Regions from separate parts of the Homo sapiens genome. Here region 1 is linked to region 2. The links are chromatin contacts, found by Hi-C or POLR2A ChIA-PET in ENCODE. All regions are on one chromosome and are shown on one strand. Each heading gives the region's core, a stretch centred on a gene start or an enhancer-like site at or near the end of the contact. The rest is flanking DNA. Distances are from core to core; before and after follow the strand shown.

Region 1 (4,792 bases), core at 1,311-3,810, 550 kb before region 2:
TCCTTATCCTTATTTCCTTCTCATCATTCCTGTTGCTTTCCCCCTTTTCCCATCAGTTTTGAACATCTTACTCATGCCTAACCTAATTCTAGGTTTGGACATTTCTAATTTAGCATGCAAGAGTGGAGCCCTATATGTGCATTGCAAAATCCATGCATGTGAGACTTTCTAGGCCTGTTTGAGTTCAGTGTTCATATTTGGTCTGGTTTGCTGTGGCAATGAGTATGGTTCGTTCAGCTCAGTGCCCATTCAGAAGAGACTCTTGGAGCACATTATCTTAAACAAGGATTGGAAATGAATATGCTCCTTAAGATTATTTTGGTTGCAAGCAGCAGCAATCTTCTTTGACTAGCCAAAAAAAAAAAAGTTTTGGAATTATACAGGGATATCTCCTATAACCAAAGGAAACAGGGCAGGTCCTGGATCTTTGGCAAAGGGTGTTAATAGATTTTTTCTTTAGGGAACTGCCATTTGTGACTCAGTTCTACTGAGTAACTATATTCTCTCTGTGTTTCTCTATGCCTCATTTAAGATTTCTGGGGCAAAGAGTCTAAATGGTCTGGTTTAGGATATGCCCACCTCTGAATTAATCTGTTATGTAGACAAGGGACATGGTAGCGCAACCAACTTGTCTCAGTTTTCGCAAAACTATCCCAGTTTAAGCACCGAAAGTCCAGCATCCTGGTATCCCCCTGTCTTTAGCAAACCAGAGTAGCTGGTCACACTAGGACATGGTCGCTTGTGCATATGTGGCCCATAAAAGGACTGCCTCTATGTATTTCAGCCATTCCTACAAAAAAAGGAATTGTGAGAAGCTATAAGGAAACATTTCACAGAGTGTCTATTACATTCTACTTCTTGGCACCCAGCGTGGGCACACACACACACACACACACACACACACACACCCCCCACATCACACCACATACACACTCTCTTCTTTCCATCCTTTCAAAAATACACCTTGCCGCTATGTGAATCAGTTATTTCAAGTATCACCACAAATGGACTACTAACCTTCCCAATGGGAGAAAACCCAAACGCGTGACCTTTTACTTCACTTAGAGTTGATGTTATGCCCTCTAAGTACAGACTTTCTACACGATATCCATTCCTCATTTTCTTCTACTGTAATCCTATCTCCATATATTGCAATGTATGGCCTTTTGCTGGCAAAAGGAGAAAAAAAGAAAAATGTATGTATTATACCATTCCTTTTTAAAAAGGCAAAGAAAGGGCTTGGTGTGCAAGAGAGTATTTATTAAACACTGGTAGCAAAGAAAACAAACAAAAAATGCAACAGTCCTCATTACTGTAGCTGGTGTTGAAGCTTCTTTCTTCTGGGCCCATTCCATAGTTCCCTGTGACTTCAGTTAGCATCTCAGTTGGTTGGGGTGATTTGCTCAATGCAGCAACCTGAGGGGTATGATCCCTTGTGGTCCTGCCTTTATAGGGTTGTGGTAGCCGTCTATTGCCTTTACATCTGGGTATGGCAGTTCAAGAAAGCACCCTCAAGGATAAAACATGCTATTCATGATGTATTATTTTTCTTTGATGACTAGGACAATCCCCCTAGTCAACCCCATGACTCACTGTTTTGTCTATTCCCTTAGATGACCCCACGGATTCCGTTGCACGGAGTCTCTGAAGTCCAAAATTTTTAAGCATAGGGCACAACGTTCTTCATGATTTGGCCTTGTCTCTTCTCATTATGCTTGCTCTTGCATCTGCCATCTGACACTTTGCTTAACTCCTGGCCAGCTACCGGTACAAGCCAAGCTCTCACTCCATAACGTCCTTCTTCTCTGCATGCCCTTCTCCACTGTGCCTGTCCTTTAACTCTTATTCATCATTTATTTCAGTCTCAATTGAAGAGTCATTATTTCTAGAAAGCCTTCTCCGCCCAGCTCTCTACATTGCACCGTTCCCTACAGCACCACCAGAGTGCCTCTAACACTTGATGGTTTCATTGCTTATATATTTTTGTTTCTGTGCATAAGCCTCCCGAGGGAGCCGCCGCTGTTCGATTTATTCTATAGCTAGTTCCTCGCCCTGAGTGTAAGCCTCACGAGAGTGGGGCTGTCCTCTGTTCGCTCTATCCCCAGCCCCTACAGCAGTGCCTGGTTGTTCACAGGCCTATATAGCAGGTGATAATAATCTGAATAATGAAAGAAGAAACACTGTCTTGTGGCGTGATTTACTTCTGTTTTTACTTATGTCAACTTTTAACTAGATTGTGAGGACAGAGGTCAGTGTCTGAGTCATCTTGTGCCTCACTGGGCTTGGGCAGAATAGACGCTTGGTCAAGCATTTGCACACTGGTCGATGGATACACTAGAAAGAGCAGGAGCGCGAGAGGGAATTTTTTTGGCGCCTGCCTCGCCCTTTCAAGCCAAGCCCCTCTGCCCTCTGCCCCTTGCCAGCCGCCCGTCGCCCGCCGCCGGCGATCCCTCTCCCGGGGAGCGGTAGTCAAGCGAGGCCAGCGGGCCGGGAGCGGGCCGGGAGCGGGCGAGGGGCGGGACTTCCGGTCCCGCTCGCGACGCGGACCGCGCCAGGCGGAAGCCCGGCTCCGGGCCAGCATCCGAGAGCCCGGACTGGAGGTGAGTTCGCAGCCGGAACGTTGCAGGCACTTGTTTCCTCAGTGGATGCCTTTCGGCGCGCCGCCGCCCGGCGCCGCGGGACTGGGAGACCGGGTAGGGACGGGAGAGTCGGCATCTCCCGCGCGTGTGGAGGGAAATCCGGGACCCCAGGCTTGAGAGAAGGGCCAGGACTGAGAACGGGGAACCAGGAGAGCCCTAAGGGCAGCCTTTAGGGACTGAGGAGGGAGGCACCGGGGACCCTGAGGCCAAAGAGGCCCTGAGACTGGAGGTTGCGGATGACACGGGGCAGAGTTGCATCTCGGAGGAAAGTAGTCATTCGTGGGGGCGTGTCCCGGGTCCTGGCGGATTGACTGAGAGGATGGCAGGAGATGGCAAAGGTTGGCTTCCAGGGAGAGGTTACAGAGGAGGGAGTCAGTCCTTCTCTGAGGGTCGTAGGTGAGAAGGACGTCTTGACCTAACGAACCAGAAAGATGACCAGCCACCTATTGGATGCTGAACTCCTATTGCTTCATTTGCAATTCATGCAGTTTGTTTTTTGTTTTTAGAAATATATCCCGCTCCGCGCGTGTGGATTTCGGGAAAATATTGTATATTCCTAGGGACCGCTCGAATTCTTGCTTCACCCAGATTCTGCGTGTCTTTGTCAAACTGATAGTAGTTGAGAGTTCTCTTCACCCAAGGAAGACAACCAAAGTTTTCCTTTTGGACTCTTCTCTACCCTGCAGAGTTTAGCTTGTCTTATTTCCCTTGTCATGGGATGAACTAAATGCGTTCAGAATTATGGTGATAATCACATGGAAAGCCAGTGCTGTCAATGTTTGCAGTTTCAACTCATTGTTTTTCTGTCCAACTTTCTAACACATTTTTTCTAAAAGCTATTTTGTTGGGTTTAGTCTTTTAGTTTAACCAATAAAGGCAATTTTACATCAGGGTGCAGCAAATTACTAGCAGTTCTTAAGATTTTACTGTTCCTTTTTATTTCTGCTGTAAGGAAATATATATATATATATATATATATATATATAAATATTTGCCATTGTCAGTGTTTTTTAAAAATATTGATAACCCAAGATCTGTTGTTACACGCACATTAGCACATTTAGTTTTCCCCAGTGGCCAGTGTTTGGTATGTGGGCTCATTATTATTACCAAAGGTAATTATTGATTTAGTTATTATTTACCTTGCATTTATGTTTTATTGGATGTGATTAATATGTGCTTCCTAATCTACATAATATAGTGTTTCACTCAGTGTAATTACAAAGATTCTCCTAGCTTTTAAGTAGGTAGTAAGTGAATTGGATTTTTGCCACAAAGTGAGCAAGGTAGCTAGGAAGAATCATAACACTGTCACTGATGGAGGGTGAGATCTGATGATTGCTTTGCTTGTTTCAGGTGTTTCACATTTCAAATGTTAGAAGTTTTTGTTTTAAAAATTACTGTATTAGTACAGGTAACTTTTAGATCTGATTTGGTGGTCTGACTTGAACTAATTCAGGAAAACTAGAACATTTTATATTTATTGGTACTGCGATATCTTGCTAGCTTATAAATTCTTGATGGCCTTGAATATCTGTGCTTGAGTGAAATACACAGTTATAACGTCCTTATGTTTAGGAGGACTGCTGATATTTACAAGTGTAAAGCAAGGCCTAAACATAAACAGTGCCTTAACATGTAAATGAGCATATTGAATAAGTTTTCAAATTACAAAATGAAGAGATAACACTGATCTCTAAAGTAATTGAATTAACTGCCATGTTAATTTCTGTATATGTCTCAATTTAATCTTATTTGTTTAAGTAGACAATATTGTTTATCTGATAAGACTTGATTTTATTTTTCTTCCGCCTTTTCCCATGGTTTTTGAGAAATAAAGCACTTGAGAAAGCATGCAAGTCTTTAGACATTAGTTCATGGTTGGAGGAAGTGCTCGTTGTTGAAACACAAGAGCACTTGCCCTCTTGGGCAAGTTGGGCTAGCTATATATATGAATGGTATGTTGAGGTTGGATTGCCCTGTATTCCGGAAAATCTTTGGAATTGTATTCTTTCTTCTAATTGTTTAGTAAATTTAGCTTTCTCTCTAGATAAATTATTTTTGTTATTCCGTAGGATTTAGATGTATTTTACAGTTTAACCAATAATGGCAGTTTTTGATTAAGTACAGCGAACTGCTGGCTATTTTATAGA
Region 2 (5,036 bases), core at 1,743-4,242:
AGCCTCCATGTGCATTTCTTTCCTAAAAAAGAAAATCTCTGTATAATGAACTCTATAGGACATCCCCCACCACCCTTGCTTGCCCAAACGGTTTATTCATAGAGGAACTGTGAAGTGATAAATACTCTTCCAGAAATCACACTCTCAGCCTGAAGGAGTTCAAAGTGAAACGCAGCTGATGGCTAGCTTCCTGCAGCATATGAGTGCCTAAAAAGAAAGAGCTCTGAGACTGACAGGTGACAGGCAACCCTTACTCTCATCCTCTTCTCCAAGGCTCTGGATATTTTTGCCTGGCATGATCCCCCACAGGAAGGCAGGGAAAAAAGACATGCTATAGGAACCTCATAGGTGACTGTCATAAGACCGAGGTGGCCATGATGTACACTGAGCTCTGAAATGTTGAGGAGGATGCTCTGTAAACACGACCAAGCAGAACCAAGAGCACAAAACAAATCTCAGCTGTGCTCAGACCTCACCCATCCAATAACAATAGTCAAGACAAATGTAAATGAACCTTGATTAACTAGTCTGTCATCTACATAAGAGAAATGGACCAAGAAGATGGAAAATCATGTGGACCTGGTTTGAGAGAATGAAAGCTAGAACTGGGAGGCAAAAGCAGAGAGGAGGGGAGGAAATGATCCAGATCCACGCAATACTGTTCTGCCCGTCTATTCCCACTCATATGTGAAGCAGAGCTGGTGTCCACGGCAGATTAGAGGCTGTGACCAGAGCCCTGGCAGGGCACACAGGTGCTGGCCTGGCCTCACACTTGACCTTCTCCTCCATGAAGAGGAAGCTTGCCTCAGAGAAATCTCTATAAAAAACTACAAGCATCCAAAAAGTTATTCCTTCTTAAAAAAAAAATACAAAAATAAAAATAAAAACCAATGTCCACCCAAAGCAAGTGTTTTCTCACTAATTTTGATAGATATGCACATTGCAATAAACACCTTTATACTCTGGGCATCTTTCAGATGTCTAAGTGGAATGCCTGGGTTATTGATTACTCTGTGTTAAAGCCCAACTTATTACACCTCTCCTCCACTTTTGCTAATTTTTCACTCATTTTTTTTCCATTTTCACCTTTGAATTCTCTGAAACAGCAATATTTTAAAACGCTAAAATGGTTTATTTACATCAGTCAATACTTGCTTTTCAACCAAAGATAATTTATTTATATATTAACAGTATCTCAGCTCCTTTTAACGTCCACATCAGCAAGCTCTAGAGAACGTTTGCAATGGACAGGAATGATGGACAGCAATGAGCAGTGGAGGCAGGGAGACTAGGCTCTCAAATTCAGACAGGAACTCCATCTGTCTTCCTCTACCACAACTAAAAGATACCCCTCCCCCAGAACCAAATATGTTATAGATTAGCCGCCCACGGAGGCTGAGGCTATCAATTTTATTTCAGCTAACTTCTACTTCATAGAAGAGCAACTGACTTTATTCCCTGAAATCATACCTCGATGAGCAAAGCAATCTGTCAGAGGCACACCTGAAAGAATACCTCTGCACCTCCTCCACGCCCCCAACATACACATACATGCTGCACACACAGGGGAAGGGAAAGTTAACTTTCAAATAAACCTGCCCCGCAGCCAGTCTGACCACGTTTCCAGACCCTTCACATTCTCAAAGGTGGTTCTTAAACTCTTGCTTAAATCCAGAGGCTGAAATCTGACCTCTATCTGCTGAAGGCATTGGCAAGAGGTCCACAAATACACCACTCCCCACTGCCCCCACCCCCCACCCCTCCCCCCCCCGCCCCCGCTTCCTTGGCCAAAGTGGGAATAATGGGCCAGGCTTTATTGTCTTTCCTTGGGAGAAGCCAGGCCCGGAGGCTGGTGGGAAGCTCCAGACAGAATGTGGGTGTGTGAATCTGTGCGGGCTCCACATGGGAATTTTCAGGGAACTCCAGCGGTTTCGGAGAAGGGCGGCCATAGGCTGGGACGCAGGCACCCTCGCGTTGTCAGATCCTCCTGAAGTCTGGGTGTATGGGGGAGGGGTGCAGGGCTGTCCTGGCAGCTAGGCTCTTTCTCCCCTCTGGGCCATCCCCAGGCCCTCCCACCACAGCTGGGTCACTCACCGCCCGTGAGCTGTGCAGGGCCGAAGCACAGCGCCAGCTGAAACCACAGGATCACGGCCAAGAGTCTCTGGGGGGACTGAGGTTGCTGCTGCTGCTGCTGCTGCTCTAGAAATCCATCTCCATTGCTCGGGTTCATTCCATGATACATCTTTCATCCACAGAGGGCATCCAGCTTGCAAGAGTCTGCAACCAGAAGCGGAACACCACAATAAGCCAGTCTGTCCGGGCTCGGGGGCCACGCTCCCCCTCCTCCGCTCTGGGACCCGGCGCCTCGGCTTCCCAGGCTCCATCCTGGTTCCTCCCCCGCGCGGCCCCCGCCCCCTTTCCCACGGCGAGGTCCCCCGCCTTCCCCCGAGCCGGGTGCACTGAGTAACAGCCGCCGTGGGATGCTGCGCGTGCTGGGGGATGGAGGACAGGAGGGAGGGCAGGGGTTAGCGCACATTGGCTCCGCGCCGGTCCCCGGGATTCAGCAGCTGTGCCCACCACAGGAAAGTCTAGAGCCTCCCCGCGTCTCGGGGCCGCGAAGACACTTTTCCCTGGGCCTATACATTTCACTCTGGGAATCTCACAATGTGGCACCGTCTCCCCCAGCTACTTCTCTGGTTTTCCTCGGGATTGGGATCGATCCTACTGCCCCAGTCCCCAGTGAGATTTCTCTGCGCTGTCAAAAAAAAAAAAAAAATTCTCCCTTGGGGAGCTGCACCAGGCACCAACTCCCCCTCCCCGGCCTGCGCGCGCCTCCTCGGAATGGAAGACCCTTCCGGGACTGTCGGTCTTACCTGTGGGTCTCATGCATGCAGCTTCCTTCCCTCCTCCGCCTCCTCCCCCCGCCAGTCTAACCCGCATCTGTGCGCGACCTCTGCTGCCGCCGCTGCGCGAGCGAGCGAGACGGAAGCTTCGGCGGCGGCGCTCGGCTCCAGCTCCCCCGCCCGCGCGCTCCCTCCCCAGGCGCCCCCGAGCGGGCGGGTGTTGGGGGAGGACGGGAGCCCGGCCGCGCGCCCCCGCGGAGGCGCCCGCGCGCCCGCTACCTGAACTCGCGAGCGCGCGGCGGCGGCGGCGCGGAGAGAGGGAGTGGGTGGGGACGGGGTGAGTGGGGGGGCGGGGACGGGGCGAGGGGTGCGCGGGCGCGCGAGCACGCGCCTCTGCCAACCCAGCCGGCGCCGCGGCGTGGCCGGAGACTGGCGAGGGCGGGGACGGGGAAAGGGGCCCGCCGCCGCGACCAATGGGAAGCCCGCGCGCCTGCACCTGTCGGGGCGCGAGGCGCCGGCGGCCGGTCTTGCACACGCACGCAGCTCGGTCGCCCCTTCCCCGGCGCTGGACTGCAGCCCCTGCCCCGGCTGCGCGCCAGCTCAGGTGCCCGCCCCGGCCTCCGCGCGGCCTCTGGTGCCCCCAGCCCGCGGCGCGGCGCGGGAGAGCGCTCCGCCCTAGAACTACCGCCGCGGCGGTGGCTGCAGACCCGGGGCGAGTGCGCGGCCGGCAGCTCCCAACCCCAGAACTCTCGCCACAGACCCGGTTAACTTGAGCACCGCCAATTGCCCGAGTCTCTTAATTTCCCGCGTTAACCCCTCCCCGCTCCCATCTCCGCCGAAGCTCTGCGCGTCCCCAGGGAGCCCGAAGGACCATCTGAGGCGGCTGAGAGACACTCTCCCCCTCCCCCACACCCTTGGTATTTTCCCTCTGCCAGCCGCAGGTGTTGCGAGTGAGGACCCCTGTCCGGTCTTGGAGATGCGCGGGGCCCTCGGAGCCTTGGCCTGGGAGGCGCTCCCGGGGGCGGGGAGGCGGGGGTAGCGGGTGATTGGTGACACGCAGAAGGTTGGGTACCTGGAGGAGGGGAGGCTTCCGGGGTCGTAGATGGGAAGCCAAGGGGGTCGGTGGTAATTGCCCTCCCAGCCCCAAGTGGAGAGAGTTGGCCTGGTCGGTCCCCTGTCTCTGCGCCGATTCTGGTGTCGGAGCTCAGCCCGCAGTGGTTGCAGCTCTCACTCGCCGCCGGCTCTGATCGCCCGCGGTCGGTTTCAAGATAGGGAAGCCCACATTCCAGCCACAGTGATTAAGAGGTGTCAGCTAATGAGGTGGCGTCCACCGGCAGCGCTTTAGAGCCAGTGACACTCCATGATTCTGTAGCAATTTGTGGATATGAAAACTATGTTCCTGATACAGCTACTAAATCATCCTTTGCTTCTATCGACTTTCCCAAAATCTCACATACTGATGGTAGTTGGGAAATTACAGCTTTTATACTGTGTCAGCTCTTACTGGGAGTAATTTTAACACATTCTTTCAGGATAGATTAGCTTTTAGTAGATAAGTCAAGCTCCGTTATTTTGTTTTTTGCTTTTGCGTGTGTGTGAAATTGAGATGGCAGCTTTGCACAAAATAAACAAGATGTTGACTAGCACAAGTCCAGTTTTGCTACAGCTTGTACTTTGGGACCCCAAAATCTTAGTAGGGGACCATCCACCTTCCCAAGGTCCTGTGACTGTCCTCTACAGTTTGTATATTTATTCCATTTTTCTTTCTTAGTAAATTTTCTAAATCTTTTTAAATATCCACCAAATCAACAACGGTCAGAAATATTTGTTGACCATGCACATGTTCTTAACAATTATAAGAGATATATCTAAGTGCCATTGAAATCTGTTCTTTGGCTGGAGTACAATCTAATTTTAACAGAGAATGTTGGGACTGAAAGGAACATTCAAGTTTATCTGATCCAAACATGGGATCTATGCTTGAGTTTCCTCTCTGACATTTCTAATAAGTGGTCATTCAGCCTCACTGAATACTCATCAAGGTAGCCTGTTTATATTTGCCAGCAGGTCTCTTAGAAAAGTCTTTCTTATATTGAACTGAAATCTACTTCCCTGAAACCTTTACCCACTGATTCTGGCTCTCCTCTGTGGGCCCACGCAGCTAAATAGAATTCCTCTTTCTTAAGAGAGCAT

Evidence for each region. A loop is a pair of places that touch in the nucleus more often than their neighbours do. ChIA-PET counts read pairs that join two places held with the same protein, here RNA polymerase II (POLR2A). Pooled maps may share reads with other maps.
Region 1: a loop to region 2 is called in a map of naive thymus-derived CD4-positive, alpha-beta T cell, with 18 times the contacts of the local background. The contact joins the promoter of DISP1 here to the promoter of SUSD4 in region 2. A Hi-C loop is called at or near these places in 1 of 168 maps with a recorded cell type or tissue (naive thymus-derived CD4-positive, alpha-beta T cell) and 6 of 50 pooled maps. POLR2A ChIA-PET finds 5 or more read pairs at or near these places in 1 of 52 experiments (CD4-positive, alpha-beta T cell).

Annotation. Positions count from the first base shown.
Region 1 is chr1:222,812,479-222,817,270 of GRCh38, forward strand. It overlaps DISP1 (dispatched RND transporter family member 1), which reads left to right and starts at 2,561. Exons shown (of 9, transcript NM_001377229.1): 1 at 2,561-2,600. RefSeq lists an enhancer at 1,952-2,011 and silencers at 2,252-2,331, 2,422-2,521.
Region 2 is chr1:223,361,184-223,366,219 of GRCh38, forward strand. SUSD4 (sushi domain containing 4) reads right to left here and starts at 2,993. Exons shown (of 9, transcript NM_017982.4): 1 at 2,874-2,993; 2 at 2,095-2,277. The coding sequence starts at 2,242.